Regions from separate parts of the Homo sapiens genome. Here region 1 is linked to region 2. The links are chromatin loops, found by intact Hi-C in ENCODE. Cell type or tissue: Caco-2. All regions are shown on one strand. Each heading gives the region's core, and the rest is flanking DNA. Links, peaks and the distances in the headings are about the cores only. Region 1 has its middle 28 kb from the start of SMAD5. Region 2 overlaps SMAD5 (SMAD family member 5).

Region 1 (2,925 bases), core at 326-2,825, 70 kb before region 2:
CTACCATTAGTACTGGAATGCTTTTGAGTCATAAATTAGAGGGTGACGCAGTGCCCAGGACCAAAGCTCTACAGCATCCCTGCATGGTGCAACCCTGCAAGATTTGTGTATAGATCATTTAATAGTTTAGGGGCAGGAATAACCCAAAGCAAAGTGCTCCAGTCACCACTGAGGAAGATCAGGAAAACATTACAATGAAGCAAAGCTGGTATTACAAAGGCACACTTGCATATCTTGACTTGGGATTTCCATTTTACTGGGCTGGAGGCTAATCATTCTCTCAAACATCTGGTGTGGTTAGTATCACTCTCCTAACTTTACAGATGAGAAAACAGAGGTTCATAGTGCAAACAGACTCCACAATGTCTTGCTGAATGCACTTGTTGGTTTAGCTACCCCCTGTGAAGCCTCTTAGGAACTCAGGCCACACTGGTGTTCCTCAGCTCTAGCTCCTGAAACCAGCCTGTCTTGGCCTTTGCTGGTATCCTCCTTTTGTTTATTCCTCTTTCGTGGCCTCTTTGCCTCCCTCTTCATCTTGAATATAGGCTCTTCGGTTAATTTTTTTTCTGCCATAGCACACTTCTTTTCTTCTAGGCATTTATGAAGACTTATTGTATTTTCAGATGTGTCTATTTGTGTATTGTCAGTCTTCATCATCATGAAGTCAAAGTTCTTGCCTGTTTGGTTCACTGCTGTGTCCCCAGCACCAGGCTCAGTGCTTCATAAATATCTGTGGAATGATGAATGAAAGGAGAGAAGAAAGGAAGGCCAATGCATCACTTTTATTTGAAGGTTTAAATATAAAACATAAACTGTTTTCCTGGATATTGTATTAATACGATAATGCTTAAACATTAGAATGTTGAAAGAGTTGTGTAGTGTCGATGTAACAATTGTTAATATAAAATAAGAGCTAGTAATTGGAGTTCATTTCAAGGAAAACTGAATTTAATGTTAGGTTGGTTGGTTGTGACACAAATATTCATTGGATCAGAAATTACTCCAAAATGCTACAGGAGTCAACAAGGTCAAAGAATTAGTTCTATACCATGTGGCTCAAAAGCAGCACTTTGGACTGAATGCTACAGGGGCCACACACAAAGCTCAGGCTTCTTTACAGTTCCTGGTGACATGAGATATTAGGGTACAAGTCTGGGCCTGGAGACCTAATCAAGGCCTGATACGGCTCTGCAATGTGGGTCGACTTGCTTCTTTTTTCTGAGCATGTTTCTTCTCCTGCGAAATGGGGGTTAATAGTCCCAACCTGCCTAGTTTAACTCCAGATTAACTCATCCTTCATCAACATGGGATGGTTGGAATCGGATGTAGGGCCTTGTCCTTTGTAAAAGCATAAAACACAAAGTGCTGTTAAGGATTATAGCAATAAGGCACGCACACACAAAACATCTGGGTATCTGTTTGTTCCCTTCTTGCTAATCTGCAGTGGTAATAAGGAATTCCAGGTTAACTCCTAGCTTCTGTTATCAGGCAGAACTTTGGATTGCAGCCTCGTAGCTCCTCCTGAAAATGCATACTTGAGCCAAGAGCAAACCTGTAAGGGCCTCTCAGATACTGCTCACCCCCCGGAAGCTGGATTGCTTTGAATATTTTGCCAAATCTCCTTCCCACTCTTAGAAGAAGATTTGAGTTGAAAGCACATAGAACAGTTGTCTTTGCCTGTCACTTCCCCCTTCCCCGGCTGCAGGATTCCTGTCTCACAACTACCCTCCTACTCCCTTTCTTTTCCTCCGTCCCAGACCCAAACTTGTAGGGGACCTTTTGCCCTGAATTTCAGCAGGAAACACAACTAGCAACCAGATGTCTGACTTTTTCACCCCATTGGCAAGGATCAGCCATCTTCCCTGTAAACTTCCGGCCTTTCCTCTCTGTTAGATCTTTCAGCTTCTTCACGCTCTGTCTCCTTTAGCTCAGATGCATGAAAACCCTCCAGAAGAGAAACAAAAGGTAGCCTGCAAAGTGCCGCAAACGTGCATAGTATTTATATGCTCTACCCAGCAAATTGGTTGTCGGTGGATGTCGGAGGGAATGGGGGTGAGAGGGTAGCAATTCAGCTTTTAGATTCATTTGGTCTATCAGTAAATTCAGATCCAATGAAGAATAGGTGGCTTTGATCAAAGATAAAGATAATGAAAAGAAGTTAATAACTTAAAATAACACACCAAGGGAAAAAAACACAGATTCTGTTACCATCAAAGTGTTTGAGTATGATAAAATAATAGGTAAAGTAGCTTTCTCAACTTCAGGAATAATGAGAGACCCAGATCTTCTTTGACACAGCAGAGACCTTTGGGACTGGGGCAGACCTTAGACCTCATTCAGTTTCTTCACTTTCCAGGTGTAGAAACTGAGGTCCTACCTGAGTGGGAAGGACTTGCCCCAGGTCCCTTGCTTGATGGCAGAGTGGGGTGTCCCAGCTCAAGGGCCTGCCCCTGGCACTGCTTATATCTACCCTGAGACATTTCTGGAGAAGGATGGTGGTCACGGACCTGGGCTTGATCTGCCGACTCTCTGTGCCTCCTGTCTTCCTGCTCTTGGGATGGTTGGCTGGTCCCCCATCTCAGGAATCCACTCTAATCTGCGGCTCTCGGCCATGAAGCAGCAGCAGTGATGGGGCTTTTTTCCTGCGTCCACCAGCCATCTGATACACACCCCAAAGGGGAGAAGCATGAGCCTTTTTTTTTTAACATAAGAAACCTACCAATAAACATCTCCGTTGTCAAGTCAACACTTGTTGACCATCTATAGGCAGTACAGAGGAAGTGTTTCTCAAAGAAATGAATGAAAAACAGGTGGGGAGTCAGTGGAAGCCTTGAAATTTTAAGGAATTATCACTCAATCGCACAAAGTCCTGTATTACCTTATCCCCTTCCTTGCCCGGGCTGACTTTCCCTGCTTACCTCTGTC
Region 2 (2,925 bases), core at 253-2,752:
TTGGGTTTGTTGTCAAATGTTAATCGTAATTCGACAATTGAAAACACTAGGCGACATATTGGAAAAGGTAATCTTGTCATTTTCCTACATTTAATCGAATTCAATCATTTGTTGTACTTGCCATGAACCATGCATTGTGAAAGGTGCTAGAAACATACAAAGAAGTTTGACACGTGGCCTCTGCCTTAAGTTGCCGATATTGAAGAATGTATTAATCAAATAAAGACATGATGTTCCCTCATTTTTTTGTCCTGCTTAGTGTTTCTTCCCAGTGCTAAGGATCTGAAATCATACTACCACTTTGTTTTTTGAGTGTTACCCTGACTGGAACATAAGCTGTACAGGAACTTGCTTTGTTCACAGCAGTATCCCCAGTAGCTAGAAGAGTGCCTCATTGTAAATACACAACACATATTTATGGAATATTGTGTATGAATGCTGGTGAAGGATTAGAATTTTATAATTAAGGTATTTGTGGAGTATTTTGGGTTGAGATGACTTGTAAGTGTTACCATGATGTGAGAGGAGCGGAATTAGAAATGGGAAATCTAGTGTGAATGATACTCCAGTGGCTTCACCACCACTGCTCCCATCTTTTAAATTTAGGCAATAAGGTTTTATTAATAATTCATCCTGCAGATAGTTGCCATAACAAACCGGGCCCTTTTCATACTGCAATAAAATGTCAAAGTCTCATGCATCAAGTGATCAGGAAGGAAACCCATCCCAGGTAAAGTGTATTGCCTGTTTCTTGAGAAGTTTTGTTTTTACCCCTTGCTGCATTTTGCTTCTTTAACTTGAGGGCATCTTGGTCCAAAATAGGAATAAAAGGTAAATAAATATAATTGTGATAGGATTTCTTATAGAAGTGATTCAAAAAAATCCTGCGGCCAAAAATAAGTTACGAAACAAAGTTTTCATTGTCTTGAGTTTACTGCCAACTTGCCTTAGTTTTTTCAGTGAAGTGCCTCACTTCTAGGCATTGATTTTTTTTTTCTTCCATCACAGTAGAAGTAATTTAAGGGAAATCTATTTTGTGAATTTTGAAATTCTAGAATCAGTTTTTTCTTTTTCCCCAGCATATAGTTCTAGGACCTTTTCTTTCATGGGTTAGTTTTGGGGTGGTGGAGGGATATGTTGGGAAAATACTAGGTGACTAGCTTTAGTTATATAATTTGAATATTTAATGTTAAAACTATTTCCACATATTTATATATTTTTAAAATTTTTATTTTTTTTGCCCTCACATCTTGCAAAGGAACATATATATTTTTAAATATAAAAAAATTTTAAGTAAGATAAATCTGCCATTTCAAAGCTCTTCTTATGACCTGAAATTATATATGTAACTTTGGTTTTTTTTTAGTGTTGCTGTCCTCTTTGTTAGCACAAAGAGTGCAAAAGTCTGTCAAATGACTGTTTATGATAGTTGATAGCACTGAGGATTTATTTGAAAGGACTCATCAAAAGATGATTTGGGGTTTTTTTTTTTTAGCCCTCTCTTTCTCTCATAGAGATGATAAATGATTGTTGGGAAAGGAAAAAGAGAACAACCTAAAAATGGATAACTTAATCTGCTGCCTATTTGAGGCTTCTCTTGTAGATGCAGGCAGACATTAACCTCTTGATTATCTTTGGCAGCAGAAGGCCATCTAGTGGTAACTTCTGTCTAAAGACTGCTGGAAGTTTGCTGTGGATTAATGGGTACTTTTGTTGCACCATACAGTCTATTTGGTTTCATTGTAATGATTCTTTTAGCTGACTCTTGTGATGTTTGTCTTTTTAAGGTGTTCATCTGTACTATGTTGGTGGAGAGGTGTATGCGGAATGCCTCAGTGACAGCAGCATATTTGTACAGAGTAGGAACTGCAACTTTCATCATGGCTTTCATCCCACCACTGTCTGTAAGATTCCCAGCAGCTGCAGCCTCAAAATTTTTAACAATCAGGAGTTTGCTCAGCTTCTGGCTCAATCTGTCAACCATGGGTTTGAGGCAGTATATGAGCTCACCAAAATGTGTACCATTCGGATGAGTTTTGTCAAGGTGAGTTGTGACCTCTAACATAATTTGAGTCACTATAAATGTGTATATTATGACTTTAGGTTATAATTTTTAAAAATTGTTAAATGAAAGTTGATAATTGCTTTTGGCCTGATTTAACAGGTTTTTAAATAAAATTATTGAATTTGTAATTTTAACTACATAATAGATCTAAGATTTCATTTTGTAATCTAGACATTATAAAATGCATGATTGATATTGATTTTGATATTGAATAGGGGCTGAGATTATAAGGAATTTTAGTTAAAAGACTAAATTTCTAGAAAGCATTTGTATTAGTCCATTTTCATGCTGCTAATAGACATACTCAAGACTGGGTAATTTATGAAGAAAAAGAGGTTTAATGAACTCACAGTTCCACGTGGCTGGGGAAGCCTCACAATCATGGCGGAAGGTGAAGGAGGAGCAAAGTCATATCTTACATGGCGGCAGGCAAGAGAGAATGAGAGCCAAATGAAAGGGGAAACCCCTTATAAAACTATCGGATCTTATGAGACTTTATTCACTACTGTGAGAACAGTATGGGGGAAACTGCCCCCATGATTCAGTTATCTCCCACTGGGTCCTTTCCACAACATGTGGGAATTATGGGAGCTACAATTTAAGATGAGATTTGGGTGAGGACACAGCCAAATCATATCAGCATTTAATATTAAAATTGCTATTTGAGTCTCTTAACTTCAACAGTTTTGATTATTATTACTAGATTTCATTAGGGTGACTTGGCAGAATTCTTTAGAATACTAAAATTATTTCATTCCTAGCTAAGTACTGTTATTAAAAGTAATGGCAGAAGCCACAATTACTTTTCCACCAACCTTAATATTAAGGATTTGCAAAGTTCAAAGGAACTTTTCAAGTTT

Evidence for each region. Hi-C counts contacts between places; a loop is a spot of excess contacts. Peaks named below come from ENCODE experiments on the same cell type or tissue, not always from the same donor. Only the 100,000 strongest peaks of a DNase experiment are listed, where the experiment ranks them.
Region 1: a loop joins it to region 2, with 6 times the contacts of the local background. A loop is called at or near these places in 3 of 110 quality-filtered maps.

What each region holds. Positions count from the first base shown.
Region 1 is chr5:136,102,978-136,105,902 of GRCh38, forward strand. No RefSeq gene overlaps it. Among named protein-coding and RNA genes, the nearest start is that of SMAD5, 28 kb to the right of the region's middle. In Caco-2, for the core only: no CTCF peak of the experiment used is centred there; DNase peaks (open chromatin) are centred at 1,184 and 1,534.
Region 2 is chr5:136,172,589-136,175,513 of GRCh38, forward strand. SMAD5 (SMAD family member 5) reads left to right here. Exons shown (of 8, transcript NM_005903.7): 6 at 1-67; 7 at 1,788-2,044. Among named protein-coding and RNA genes, the nearest start is that of SMIM32, 19 kb to the right of the region's middle. In Caco-2, for the core only: a CTCF peak has its summit at 1,656 (motif pointing left); no DNase peak of the experiment used is centred there.